Regions from separate parts of the Mus musculus genome. Here region 2 is linked to region 1. A link is a contact called in ENCODE Hi-C or POLR2A ChIA-PET data. All regions are on one chromosome and are shown on one strand. Each heading gives the region's core, a stretch centred on a gene start or an enhancer-like site at or near the end of the contact. The rest is flanking DNA. Distances are from core to core; before and after follow the strand shown.

Region 1 (7,387 bases), core at 348-2,847:
TATGCACATTACATCCCTATAAATAATGCATGCATTCTGCGCTACATCATAGGATCCGCACATCTGGAGTGAAGGCTAAGATTATCCCAGTTTTACTGGCAAAGGAGCTGAGATAACTGCTGTGCTGAGAGAGAAGATCTTACTGGTGAGGAGCAGGGTTGATGAGAGGCCCAGACCATATGAAGGGCCACACACATCAGGGGTGAGAAATGCTGCCTTGAAGCCACGGGCTTATGTTTCTTTTGCACTCCCTAAGCACATAATGAGCTCCATTTTCTTCTATTCATCCCAAACAAAGCAAACAAAACAAAGCAAACAAAAACAAACAAAACAAAGCAAACAAAAAACAAACAGAATGCCCCATGCATGAGAGCTGGATGTGGTGGCTCTTGTCTGTGATCCCAGTACTTGGAGGACTGAGACAGGAGCATTGCCATGATTGTGAGGCTAGACTAGGTTATAGAGTGAGATCCTTTCTCAAAAACCCCACAGGGAAAACAAAACAAAATAAACACTAACAGGAATGATCATTTTTGGCTTATGGAATATCCTCTGTATTCTGGAGTGGATGGGAAATGGTATAGCAATGGCCTCTTATGTGTCATACAGGCTGCATGCAGCAAACAGTCCTACCACGCACAGGACTACAGTAACACAATGGAACAAACTAGCACCACACCATTCATGATAATGTGACAGTGTCCTGGCACTTGAACTAGACCACATTATCTGACGGCCAAGTGATTCAGATTAGAACAAGCCAATCACGGTGAGCCAGACCCCGTCTTGTGAATAAACCAGGCAACTTACAGTTCACTGAAGCTGTAATTCACTAACCGTCCTGGGAACACTGCTGCTCAGGGATGGGATCTGCCTCCGCTTAGAGCAGAGCTTCACCAGTAACTGAAGCACGGGAAGCCCTATTTGCTTAAACAGTTTGAAACAAGCCGCTGCAGAGCTCTGAGGCTGCGGAGGACAGACCCCCTTCTTACCCTTCTTTCCCTCGGTTATGGATGGCCAGTTCTTCACCAATCCCCTCTTCTTCCTTGAAGCTCTCCCAGTCCAGTTTGGATTTCTCAAGGGTGCTCATCTTCTGTTTTTTGGCTCCAATTTTCCCTAAGAGGCTGCTCATACCACTTGCTCTTTTTATCCTGTGGAAGAAAAGGGACTATGAGAACTCTGGTTTCTGCACTGGCCGTGTGTGCTGTTGTTGATGTGTACATGAGGGTCCCAGGTTGAAGCCATTTGTCTCAACAGAAACCATGCTTATACCTAGGGTATGTTCTTTGCTGTGTAGCAACTATAGACAGGGCATTATCCTAATACGCCTTTCCTGCCTAACATCCATGCCTGCTTAGCTGCACCGCTGACAGGAGCCCTCACCCCTTCAGACCCCCTTGTACTGGGTGGCAGGTCCCTGCTTGCAGGGAGGGAGGAAAATGGAGGGCTTCAGGTAAGGCTCTGAAATCACACACAGGCACAAGCTCGAATTCCAGCTCTGCCCCAATGACTCAAGGCTAGCTGTTCAAGTGCATGTGCCTTGATTTCTCAACCTACACTGAATGCTTACTCATGGATGGCGAGGAACTGTCCATGCAAACAGCCAACACAGCATCCGGCATAGGGTCAAGGTGCAGTTAACTGCCGGCCACTGTGAATCACTGTCCTCGTTTGTGCTTTGAAGCCCCAGGGGACTCTTCCACAGAGTAAGAAACAGTTTCCAGTACAGATGAGCAAGGAGTCACAGCACTGTGACTTTTAAAGGCAACTGCCTTTCAACTCCTGTAAGCTGGGGCCTGGTTTTTCCCAGGAGGCGGAGAGCATCCCGAAAGCATAGACTGTACAGCCTGGGCTCTGCGTGCTGGTGATGCTATCTACCATGGGCTGTGCGAGAAACTCCAAATGCCAAAGTCAAGTCTTGGCAGGTCAAATGTTTCCAGTCAATGTTACACGAACGAGATAAGGGAAAGAGAAGGCGGCTAGAGTTTGTAAGAAGGTGACATGAGGAGAAGAAGCCATAGAAAGAACATGGGTTAAACAAACATACAAACACACAAACATACAAACAAAACCCCTATCTTTTGTGGGCTGGGGGCAGGAATGTGCAGACCATGGGACAACTTTGTTACCTTTTCTCTCTCTCTCTCTCTCTGGCAGCATCACCAGACTTATAGGCTTCTGTTGTTGGGTGCCAAAGGCCTTTGCCCACCAAGTCGTCTTGCCAGCCTGCTTTTGGCTTTATGAAAGTAAATGAGTTCTCCGCTGGAAGAAACCAGAGGTTCCTTTCTGCTTCACAGAGATAGGCTAGCAACGCCATTCTGACTCTCACAGAGCTTTCTCAGCCTCTGTGCATCCGCCTTGAGTTTGGCCTGCTGTAGCTATGGTGGCCTGCTCAGGTCAGTGTGGAATGTTTCTGAGCTGACCTGGTATCATTCTAACCCATCACGAAACCATGGACCGTGGGCTACTTGTGTCCTAGGCCAACAGGTCAGTGCCCACACCAGACATAAGACGTGGGAGTGGTACATTCTCATTCTAGTGACACTGGTCCAGAGGATGTTAGCGTCCCTGTCTAGGTCACATCCAGTGTATTAGGATACACTGGGCTCGTTTACTATTAAAATCAATTCTGAATGGCTAGGCAGGTATCACTGTCCTTGTGTTGAGCTGGATAAATAAGCAAAGTTCAGGGAGGCTAAACAAAAAAATACAACAAAGGTCAAACCAGCAGAAAATACAGACTCAGGACAAAGTGAGACCGCAGGACTTGAGTATCTCCAAGATGAGAAGCTGTTTGAGTTTTCTATGAGCAATTTTATTGTGCTTAAGATAATTCTAAATTAGGCCAAATGCACTGTATGCATCATCCTGGTTCTCTATGTGCAGCAGTACTGACCTTCTGTAATCATGACAAAGTTCCCTACAACTGAGTGGTAACTACTGTCTGGTTAAGGATACACGCGTTCCATGTTCTACTTTGCTCTGTGCCCTCAGTGGGACTCTGACTCACTGCTCTCTGTAGAAAGAGTCTGCTGCTGCATGCCTGTGAGGCCCTGGGCTACCTGTCTGTCTATAAGAAGCCTGGAAAGGAACTGAAGAGGAGGCTCCTAACGAAGTGACTGGTAGAACTTATCAGTAGGATTGTGAGAAGGCACAAGACCGTCACTCCCTGTAATCTTTAACACCAATCTCAATAACCAGGCACCAACAGAAGAGGTTTTGGGTTGAAAAGGTTATTTAGAATCATCTTTTCATCCCCTGATTACAATCATTCAACAGAGACAGCAGCCCCACTGTGCTCCCAGTAGGAACACAAAAGAGCCACAAGGCCTGATCTTTGGCTATGAGAAAGAAATTAACGAAAAGGGTAACAAATAGACAAACTGTGACCATTTACTAAAAGACCCCAAAGAAGACATTGCTGAGGGGCTGTTTAACCTTATCTCATACCTGCATTAATCAAACTCCACTTCAGGGAGGTAGAAACCTGCCATAGTCCACAGTGGTGGGCCCGGGACAAGTCCAGTGCTCCACACCCCAGCTGCTGTGCTGGACCTCACAGAACAGGGACACAAACCCTGTAGCTGCGCGCACTCCAATTTCTACTACTGCTCAGTTGGGGAGAAGTGGCTACCTGCCCTGGAGCTCACTGCGTACAGGATCCATGCCTTCCCCTTTGCTATTTGAGTGTAGCCTTGGCTAGCCTGGAACTTGCTCTTGTACACAGAGCTGACCTGGAGCTCAAGAGATGAACTACCTGCCTGTGCTAGGATTAAAGGCGTGAGCCACCACACCCTGCCATCTTACTCACTGTGTCTCACCCACAGGGAGGCTTACTCAGAGTGAAAGGAGTGTTAGAGTTTTAATTGACCAAGGCCCAGATTTGACAGCACAGTTAAACAATTTCCCCTCACAACAAAAAGACTCAATAGCATGCTTGAAATGATAGATTAGGAAATTAATTCCAAAACTGGACCAGCAAGGACAGGGTTGTGTTTGGGAGCACAAGTGACCTTTCTTCATTCAGAGCTGGGCTCAAGTCTCCACTTCTCATATCAAAACTGGCAGAACCACTAATACACAAATCATCTGCAACTAGGTTCTTTGGCAGAGATTTATGTTTTCCTTAGTGTCTGTCATCTGTTTACAAGGGAGGGACACACACGAACTATTCCCAGGGCCATGCACAGGTCTGGCACCTTGTACGAAGGTGAAGAAAGCTCAAGCTGGGAATTTCCCATTGAGGGCTTGGGGCTGCTGGTCCTTTGGGTTTTCTTAGATTTAGCTGAAGTCTGTAAGAGTGAAAAGTACGACCCAATCCCTGGCTGATGTTACTACCCACCTGGTAACTCATTTCCTCAAAGCCCAGCATCAGAGCTGAGCACTCACGTAGAGGACCTGAGCCAGTGTCACAAGTCTCCCTCACCACTCGCACCTCTCTCACCACTGACACTGGAAAGCAGAAAAGTCCGGAGGAAGCCCTAAAGAACCTCATGGGTTCAGACCCCCAGAGGCCTCTGCATTACTGAAGCTGACAGAACACCAGGAAAAGCGTGGCTCCCCTCAGCAGACGGTGAGAAGGAAGCTGGCATGCATCTGCAGCTTCTTGGCTGCACACTAGCCCCGTGGTCCACAGATGGACTGCCTGCCCTGGTGATAACCCAAGAGGGAAGGCGTTTGTCGGTGTGGTCTGATTTCAGATTGGTTTTCTCCCTGGGGCAGGGTCTTGCACTGTAGTCCAGGCTGGCTTCAGATTTTTAAAATATGTGATTATTTTGATAGCAAAAGCCCTGAACTCCCGTCTCTTCAGAAAACAATGCTATGAGCCCCTTTCCATGGGCTAAGTGGGGAGGTCTGCTCTGTCCTGCTGTGGACTCTCAGCTGGCAATACCAAAGAGAACAATGTCATTGTAGCTGACTGGGGATCATTTGGAATAAAGAGCTCCCCCTAGGAAGAGCCATCTGATTACAGCCAGTGACATGAATCACCTTCCCCAAAGCAGCAAAAGTGCTTTCTTTAGCCACACAGTCTCCTGGATTCTGCTGTAACCAGGCCGTTAATTTGGGGACATTTACCTGGACCTGGGTGTTCTCAAGTGATACCAGTATGTGTGGCCTGCTGGATTGTCACCACACTCCAGGAGACAGCTAATGCCTCTCTCCTCAGTGCAGAGGAGTCTTCAGCTGATCTTCCCTTCTGAGACCAACCAACTCGGTGGGTCTGCATCTACACAAAGAGTGATCTATTATTTGTGCTTACTAACTTGCCTAGTTTAGAGCTTTTAGAGGGAGTCTCAGTTTGACCAAGTGTTAGCAGACTGGACCCCCTTTCTGCTTCTTTCTTGGTACACACAGCGCCTGTCATGCCTGTGTCACATATTTAACACAGAAGGATAAGCCAGGAGATGGAATGCTCCTGTGTTTGGCACTGAGTAACCAAGGCAGAAGACAGCCAGCCTGGGCTACACAGTGAGTCTCTTTTCAGGGTAGGCAGTGGGGGGGGGGGGGGGGAAGCAAAAAGCAAAAGGCAAATGGACATCACTTCCCAGCAAGAGCGTGAATTGTAAGGCATGGCACTTCACCTTCCTGCTATTTCCACTTCTGAGCAAGTTTATGACAGAGGACGACTTGGTTCTTCGAAGATCAAGATTCGAACTAAGCTAGTGTTTCTGTTTGCATGCAGATGCTTGAAATGTATAAAGCAGGTGTGGGTTGTAGCTTCAAAGCTGAGTTGTTGAATTTGCCCCTAACCAAACCCTAACTTGAATGAGATGCATTCAAGTCAAATAACTAAAGAGACTGAGAACTGTGGCCCACACCTATGATCCTAGCAGTACTCAGATGGTCAGGTCATCTCCTACAGGATGAGTTCCAAGCTAGCTTGGAATATACTAAGTATGGGACAGGAAGGAGAAAAGGAAGCAAAAAAGGAAGGAGGGAATCCTTAAATGCATGCTTCAACATGGATGAACCGTGTTGTACTACACTAAATGAAAGACAAGTCTACGAGACTGCAGGTTACATGACTCCATTTACATGAAATGCAAGTCCATGCAGACTAAAAATATTGTTAGGTTAAGAATTTCCATGATAGAGGGGAATGGAAAGGGCTAGAGAGCTGACAGTCAATGGCTGCTATTATATGAACTGCCCCTCTCGACAGCCCCTCCCCCAAAGGCTCAAGTACTAAAAAGACTTGGTTTCCAGATTCGTGCTGTTGGCAGGTAAGTGGATCACTAACCTGATAATGGGTCAATCTATTCATAGCTGAAAGAGCTACTAGGAAATGGAGCCCAGTCAGAGGAAGAGGATCACTGGAGGCATACTCTTCACTTACTTTAAAAACCTGATCAGAGCCGGGCGTGGTGGTGCCCGCCTTTAATCCCAACAGAGAGGCAGAGGCAGGCGGATTTCTGAGTTCGAGGCCAGCCTGGTCTACAAAGTGAGCTCCAGGACAGCCAGAGCTATAAAGAGAAACCCTGTCTCGAAAAAACAAACAAACAAAAAAGAATAAAAAAAAAAACCCACCTGATCAGACTTGCTATGTTGCTCAGCCTGGACTCAAATTCATGTTCCTCCTGCTCAGCCTCTTGTGTGCGGGGCTTACGGAGGTGTGCCACCACATCTAGCGACAGGCGTGTCTTTTCAAGATGCATTTTTGTCCCTGGACCCTTCCTTTTCTTTTCTCTCTGCTTTTGGCTACTGAGGTGAGCAGCCTGTCTCACTGTGCCTTTCTGCCAGTGCTGGCTAAGATGTCAACCTGACACAAGTTAGAGTCATTTTAGAAGAGGGAGCCTCTACTAAGAAATGTCTACACCAGACTGTTGTGTGGGCAAGCCTGTGGTACATTGCCTTGACTGATGGTTGATGTGGGAGGGCCCTGCTCACTGTGGGAAGTGTCACCCCTAGGCTGGTGGTCCTGGATGGTATAAGAAAGCAGGAGCCAGACACTGAGTAGTACAGCTTCTGCCCCAGTTTCCGCCTCCAGGTTCCTGTCCTAACTTCCTCCCTTGACTTCCTTGGATGACAAACTGTGTAGTAGAAGTATGAAGGAAATAAACCCTTTCCTCCCCTAGCTGTTTTTGGTCATAGTGTTTTCTCACAGCAATAGAAACCTAAGCGTGTCAGTGTCACATATCTGAAAGTAAGCTAACCACAGGCTGAACTTCTGAAACCAGGATGGGAAACACAAAACACCAAAGTTAACTAAGGAAAGGGCCAGCAAGAGATAAAGCAAGAGAAACTAGACGGTGTAAAGAAAGAACACATCTATCACCCCTGAGCACACACACAAAACATATAAACGTAAAACAATTTTTTAGCTAATAAACCTTTCCTCCTTGGGGCTATTTCTCTCAGGTATGCCACAGCGATAAAAGCTGACTAA
Region 2 (6,847 bases), core at 548-3,047, 36 kb before region 1:
ACTTCTTCACAGTGATTCTTATCTGTGCAAGTTTCACCAAACCCCCTTATCCTCTCTAGTTACAGACGGTGCCACTGCGGCACAGAGCAGAGAGCCATGACCTGAAATCTTGTGAGGTAAGGGCCTGCATGGACTACTAAACCAATCTTGGCCCTCCTAATCAGAGGCCTGTCCAGAGGGGTACTCCATGGTCATTACTGCCTTGGGGACCCTGGCCCTCCAGCACACTCAGCAGGTCTGCCTTGTTTTTCTGACCAGTGTCCACAGGGGCGGAGCTGGCTGGTGCCCTATGCCCCAAGCCAGAGAAAACTCTGAGCTCTGCAGAACAGCAAGAGCACAACAGAGGAGAGAGGCTTGGCAGGCTTGCTCTCTCTTCCTAGAGATGAGACAATTATGCTTTGAACCAGAAGAGATGGGGGTGGGGGGCTCCCATTAGCACTGCCTGGAAGCCCTAATTTTTTCATCTGTAACTCAGCATTACCGCTTCTAGGGGCGGGCAGGAGCTGAGCTCTCTAATTCTGTAATAACAATGCTTTGCGCTTACAGAACCCTCTCTTCTCCAGGAATCTCTGTACCCTACGGTGGTTAATTAAGAGGCCACTTGCCCTGCCAGGACGCTTGACTGTCTGCATCACGGAGAGAACCCAGTCCCCTGAGTGGATGAAGAGCAGTTCCAGCATAAGGCCAGGCCAGGCTAGGCATGGCTCTGGTCCATTGCCCCTTCCTGTCATCGGGAAAAATGCTTGAGTCAGCAGAGAAACGGTGGCTGTAGGCCATTACTCCAGGGCTGACAGGATGAAGGTGTGGTTTCACACCTCTGTTTGTCCATCTGTAAAGTGGGTTAATGCCTGTACCTGAGTCCATAGAATAATCAATGGAGACCTCAGGAGGAGACCCAAGTGTTAAGGACTGGCCCAAGGGCTGCTCAAGTCTGCCTGGTGGATCAGGAAGACAGAGGACCGGGATGGGATGTCAAGCAAACGGGGAAGCCCCTACAGAAAGGAGCTGCTAGTCGGAAGGTCCTGGGGTTCAATGGACCAACAAAACTTCCCACAAAGTGAGTGTACAAACCAGAGGTAGGGGGGAGGTACGCTATTTTCCAACAGCCAGCCAAGCCAACCATTCTGGGGTAAGGGTGTCTCCGGGGACAAAACAGACCCCGCCCCACTCCTGGCCATCCGGGTAGAGACCCGACAGCACAATAGGGCAGCCCTCCTAGGGAGTTTTCTGGGGAACAGTAGAGACCTTCCCACCCTTCATTCGGCGCAGCTGACCTGGCCATGGGCTTCTAAGGAGTGACAGAGCCCTCTTCTCCGTAGGCCTGACCACTCTGGTAGGAGATAGGGAAAAAGCACGGACCCCACCGGGCCCACTAGTCCCAGAGGCTCTCAAGAGGCTCCCAAACACCCCCTGCCCAACCCAGCCGTGCCGGGGTGCTCCCCGCGGGGCCAGTACGCCCCCCCCCCCGTCCTAGTCCGCTGTCCTGGAAGAGGCTGGAAAAGCCGGGTCTGAGAAGCCGGCTCTGGGGCAGCGCCCCCACCCTGACCCCCACCTCGGCCTGAAAAGAACCTCCGGCGACCCCCGATGGCCCAGGCCTGCGGTAGGGGGCGCGGGGTTCTCAGGCGGTCAGCACTCACCGGCACGGTCATCTTGGCCGCCGCCCCCCCGGAGCCCTGCAGCAGCGGCGCGGGCTAGCTCGGGCTCGGTGGGCCCGCGCCGCTCACAGCCCCCGGCGCGGGGTCCCGGCGTTCTCCGCTGTCCTGCCGGCTGCTTTCCGCCGCCACCGGACAGTCCGGCCGCTCCCCCCGCGCCGCGCATGCGCTGCCCGCACCGCCCCTCCCCCTCCCGCCTGCTCCGCCGCGGGCCGCGTTAAAGGCAAGGACCCGGGACCCCGGGATTTTTTCTGTCGGCACAACTGGTCGAGGAGGCTGGGTTCCCACACCTTGCACGTCCTTCCAAAGGCTACCTCCAGACTTATTATTAGACAATCCCATCCGGTCCGCCCACCCGGTTCTGGAATCCAGAACCCCCACCCCCTCACATCACGTCCCTCAGTGCGGGTCCCAAGGCTCCTACAACCCTACTTTGGGAGCAGTTTAGACTGGCTGAAGGCGATCTTAGATCAGCCTAGCACTACACCAGAATTCCTCTGCCCTCCGAGCCCAGCTGAGAATGAGCTTAGGTCTCCGCCAAAGCCCACTCCATCCCCCCAGGGAGCCCCAGACCCCCAGGAAGCAGCCTGATTAACACTGGATCCCCCTGAAAATAAAATCTAGAGTGGCTTTTAGGGAGGGACCCATAATGGGCCCTCCTGCCCAAGGCTGGAAGACAAGCAGGCCTTCAGGTCTTCCTTTCTTCCATGTTAATCACCCCTAATTTCTTCAGCTGTTTCACACTTGGTATGATGCCCAAACATGCACCTGCAAGCAGTGGGCACACGGTCTTCCGACTGCCACGCCCTCGCTTCTTTCACCTTCCCTCTCAGTACACTGAGGCTCTGAGCTCCATCAGCTACCAAGGGCATAAGACCCAGGGGTCTGTCCTGCTGCCCAACCACATATAACCTGTCACTGCTCCATGGGACCTCTTCCTGGGTAAGGCCAGACCCAGGGTAATTAATGGCTGCCACGGCCTGAGAAGGAGAGTGCAAACCTACATCAAGTGGGAGATGGATTCTATGGCTTTGCTTTGTCTAGGAGCCTACTGCTTTCCTAAGGGAACCTGTTCCGAAAAGCTGATTGGCAGCAGCCTTCCCTCCTGAGAGGACCTCGAGAGGGCGAGAGCTTCAGCTAGCTAGTATATAGTACTTGGGGACAAGGCTGCTGTGACCCGAAGCTGCTGCCTCCTCCTCCTCCTCCTCCTCTTCCTCCTCTTCCCCCTCCTCCTCCTCCTTCTCCTCCTTCTCTACCACCACCCCCACCACCACCTTCCTTTCCTCCTCCTCCATTTTTTCCTCCTCTTCTTCCTACTCCCCCCTCCTTTTCCCCGTCCTCCTCGCCTGGTTTATTTTATTTTGCGTGTGTGAGTGTTTGTGCATCCATGTGTGCATACCATGTACCTGCCTGCTGCCCTCAGCGGTCAGAAGACAGCATGGGATCCCCTGGAACTGGAGTTATGGAAATTATCAGCAGCCATGTGGGTACTGGAAACCAAACCTGGCTCTTCTGCGAGAGCAGAGGATGCGCTCCGTCCCAGGGACAAGCTTTTTTTTTTTTTTTTTTTTTTTTTTTGTCTTCCAGATGTACAGTGGTTGGAGGGCCGGGTGACTGGAGATGGAGTGAGGGTGGGTCTCTAACTTCCTCAGAGGCTCAGGGGTGGCCTCTGATCCCCCAACTTTTTTCTCCTGAGGTCTTGGGGGCAACCTTAGTCCCCTCAACCCTCTGGTAGATTCTGAGAAGGAACTCAACAATGAGGGAAGATATTTGAGAAAGAGGGACATCAGGACAGCCACCAGAGCCAGGTCTTGATTCCAGGACTGATGAGGGGGTCTTCGATACTTTGAACAGGGTTGCCCCTGTACCTCTTGAATACATGTTCTCAAGGTATTGCTAGGAGAGGGCAGACAAGGCCACAACAACCAGAGGGGTGCCTGGGCCGACAGCTGCCATCTCCTCAAAGGGCATTCTGTGTGTGTCTGGCACATGGCCCTACCCGTGCCCACCCGCCCGCGCCCAGCTGGCACCCGGGATTCTGAGCTGAGAACAGCAGTTCAGCCTGGCGCCTGGGCTCTAGGCCACACGCGCCGGAGGTCCCGGAGCCCCGCCCCTCCAAGTCAGGCTCCTCCTCCCTTTTCATTTCCTCTGGCTGGGAAAAGCGCAGGACTTTAGCTTCTGTTTATTCTAGGTGTCCAGGCTAGAAGACGATGAGTGAGCAGTAGGTAAAATATGCCTTCCACACTCTGGGTACAGAGAAATGGGGTCTCAGAGGATAGTGCATGTGGGGTCTGGCTTTGGAAGCCAGCTAGTCCTCCAGCGTGTCGCGCACAAACAGGGAAAAGGCAGATCCCTGGTAGATCTTTGCTTCTGGCAGAGATCAGGGATTTGGGTATAGGGTGTGAAGCAACTAGAGGAGGCTCCCTCGGGGATCTGACTATCCTGTATCCCTAGAGGCCGGAGCTGCTCTTCCCTCGCTAAGCCTTGCAGACAAATTATTCCACAATGACTCACCGAGTTCTTCAGAGACTAGCCTGTGGGGATGTCCAGACCAGAAGCAGCTGGGCTGCCTGACGAAGGCGCCATACTAGAGGGTCCTTGAGAGCTGCCCAGGACCCTCAGTGGAGGGCACTCCCTCTGGACCACAGGGAGGATGTAACATACCCAGCTGTCCAGACTTGTGTTCCCTGGACCTTGCCACATCACTAGGGGACTGAGGGCCCGGGGAGGTAGCTTCTTTCTCCCGCTACTTTCCTTAGTCAGGAACCTCCGTGATCCAAAGAAGCCTCTGGTCCAAGAGAATGCATTGAGTCTTGCCATTGAGTCTTTTCAAATGCAGTGTGACAATTTTACTTTAGCATGGTACCTTTGTCACCATTAGTGAACCTGTATTGCATATTATAATTAACCAGTGTCCACACTTTAATCAGATCTTATTTTGCCCCAATGTCTTTTTCTGTTTTAGAGCCCTATCCAGCACCTCGCATCAGACTTACTTGTCATGTTTTGTAAGTCCTCCAAGCTGGGACAAGTCCCCCCTCCCCCTTTTTTGGACATTTCTTGTTTTGATAACCTTGACATTTTTGAGGTGTATCGGGTCAGGGAGTTTGTAGACACCCCCACCCCCACCCCCTGCTTCCTGCTTCCGTATTCACGTGACATTTTTCTCATGGTTACTTTGGGGTCATAGTTTTGATGAGGAGACCACAGAGGTAAAATGCCATTTTTATTACATCATATCAGGGCACATGCCGTCAGCATGGCTCACTGCTGTTGATAATGGGCTCTGATCTCCTGACCGAGGCCGTGCTCCACCACGGTGTTTGCGGTCTTTGGAAGGAAGCCAGCGTGCCCTGGCCCACTGAGGAGTGTCCAGTTGTGCTCCACCTCCTTTAGAGCCTCTTATTTAAATCACTTGGAATTTACTTTCCATGTGAGAGAGTTTGCCTCTTCTCTTATATACCTCTGTCACTTATCATCATGTGGGCCCATGAATGTTGCTAGAGACAAGGTCTCCCGAGTCCTGGGCTGGCCCTGAAACTGCAATGTAGCCAGTGATGACCTTGAACTTCTGATCTTCCTGCTGCTACCTCCCATACCTCCCAAGGGCTGGGATTACAGGTTGCTGGAGACTCCGGTTCTCTGGAAGAACAGCAAGTGCTTTTAACCACCGCATCTTTCCTGTTCCTATTTTCTAATTTTTCTTTCCTTTTCTTTTCTTTTCTTTTCTTTTCTTTTCTTTTCTTTTCTTTTCTTTTCTTTTCTTTTCTTTTCTTTTCTTTTCTTTCCTTTTCTTTTCTTTTCTTTTCTTTTCTTTCTTTCTTTCTTTCTTTCTTTCTTTCTTTCTTTCTTTTTTTTTTTTTTTTTGAGTTTTTCCAGACAGGGTTTCTCTGGGACTATCCTGGAACTCACTTTGTAGACTAGGCTGGTCTCGAACTCAGAAATCAGCCTGCCTCTGCCTCCCGAGTGCTGGGATTAAAGGCGTGCGCCACCACGCCCAGCTTATTTTCTAATTTTTCTTGGGTTCATTTATTATTTATGCTGGGCTTTTTTTCTTTGGGGCAGTAAACACTTTTTAAATTATGGCAAAATATGAATAACTAGTTATCTTCATCAGTGTTTTGTGGTTCCATTGAACTCATCTCAGTAATTCAAGAAATTCCTCCCATGTCAGAATCCTTAGTCACGCACACAAAGTGCCTTTTCCCTTCTTAGGTAATAGATTCTAGAGATTAGACTGAGAGTGAACTCCAGGGTCATATTCAGCTGAGCACAGGGACTTAGGCTTTGCCCTTGCTGTTCTTGGAGACAAAGGCCAATCTTCACTCAGTGTGTCACCCATGCACCCCTCAGAAAACCTGTCCCAGACACATGTCATTCCCTGACTAAGAGACAGATGACTCACTCCTAAGCAGCCCCAGTGGCAGGCACAGGGCAACCCTTTCTCCCTCACTAGGCAGCATGCCTGAACTCCTACCCTGGTTTGGCGAGTGTAAAAGTCCTTTGCTTAATTTGAGTATCGTCTTTCCCTTCTAATGGAAATAAAGGGCTGTAATGGGTAACCTGACAAGAGACCCGACATGACTTCCCGTTGAACAGTCTTCTGACACCCAGATTCCAGGAATTATTACATTTAAGAAATTCCCACAAGTTGTCAAGAAGCCATAGGTTATGAACATTGAAACTTTAGCACCTGCATGTTCAATAATGGGTATCGGTTAAACAGGGTGTGGCTGTTTACTGCTCTAACTGGCAATGGGAACTTGGGGCCTAAAAGGAGGTAGATTAAAGTCTCAAGCAACAGCCAACTTTATTGAGAGCATCAGACCATCTATATTACTGAGGGCTAAGAAGAGTCACCCAACCTTTAATCCCAGCACTCGGGAGGCAGAGGCAGGTGGACTTCTGAGTTCGAGGCCAGCCTGGTCTACAGAGTGAGTTCCAGGACAGCCAGGGCTGCACAGAGAAATACTGTCTCGAAAAACAAAAAACAAACAAACAAACAAAAAACAAAAACAAAAAAGAAGAGTCACCCAAGAGAGTAGAGTGTAAAATCCGGAAGAACAAGCCACAAGTGACAAAAACATGTTTTTTTTTTTTTTCCATAGAGGAATCTTAATAACAACAGTCGAAGTAAATTCACTCCTGTCCCCTACACCTGGGAAGAACACAAAAACGCATTCCAAGAAAACCCC

The links. Hi-C counts contacts between places; a loop is a spot of excess contacts on that map. ChIA-PET counts read pairs that join two places held with the same protein, here RNA polymerase II (POLR2A).
Region 2: POLR2A ChIA-PET joins it to region 1 with 21 read pairs in Patski. The contact joins the promoter of Bcar1 here to the enhancer-like site in region 1. A Hi-C loop is called at or near these places in 5 of 37 maps with a recorded cell type or tissue (adrenal gland, gastrocnemius, heart and 1 more). POLR2A ChIA-PET finds 5 or more read pairs at or near these places in 3 of 5 experiments (Patski and embryonic stem cell).

The regions. Positions count from the first base shown.
Region 1 is chr8:111,778,259-111,785,645 of GRCm38, forward strand. It overlaps Cfdp1 (craniofacial development protein 1), which reads right to left. Exons shown (of 7, transcript NM_011801.2): 6 at 993-1,151. Among named protein-coding and RNA genes, the nearest start is that of Gm39252, 27 kb to the left of the region's middle. Within about 2 kb of position 1,598, at least 1 of the 3 ENCODE cell types and tissues checked has a DNase peak (open chromatin) inside an H3K27ac peak, as active enhancers do; it is heart, where a contact is called at or near this core.
Region 2 is chr8:111,742,052-111,748,898 of GRCm38, forward strand. Bcar1 (breast cancer anti-estrogen resistance 1) reads right to left here and starts at 1,798. Exons shown (of 7, transcript NM_009954.3): 1 at 1,638-1,798. The coding sequence starts at 1,649. It overlaps Gm51589 (a long non-coding RNA gene), which reads left to right. Exons shown (of 3, transcript XR_003947596.1): 1 at 1-116; 2 at 564-1,057; 3 at 6,761-6,847. Gm39252 (a long non-coding RNA gene) reads right to left here. Exons shown (of 3, transcript XR_879199.3): 3 at 6,446-6,847.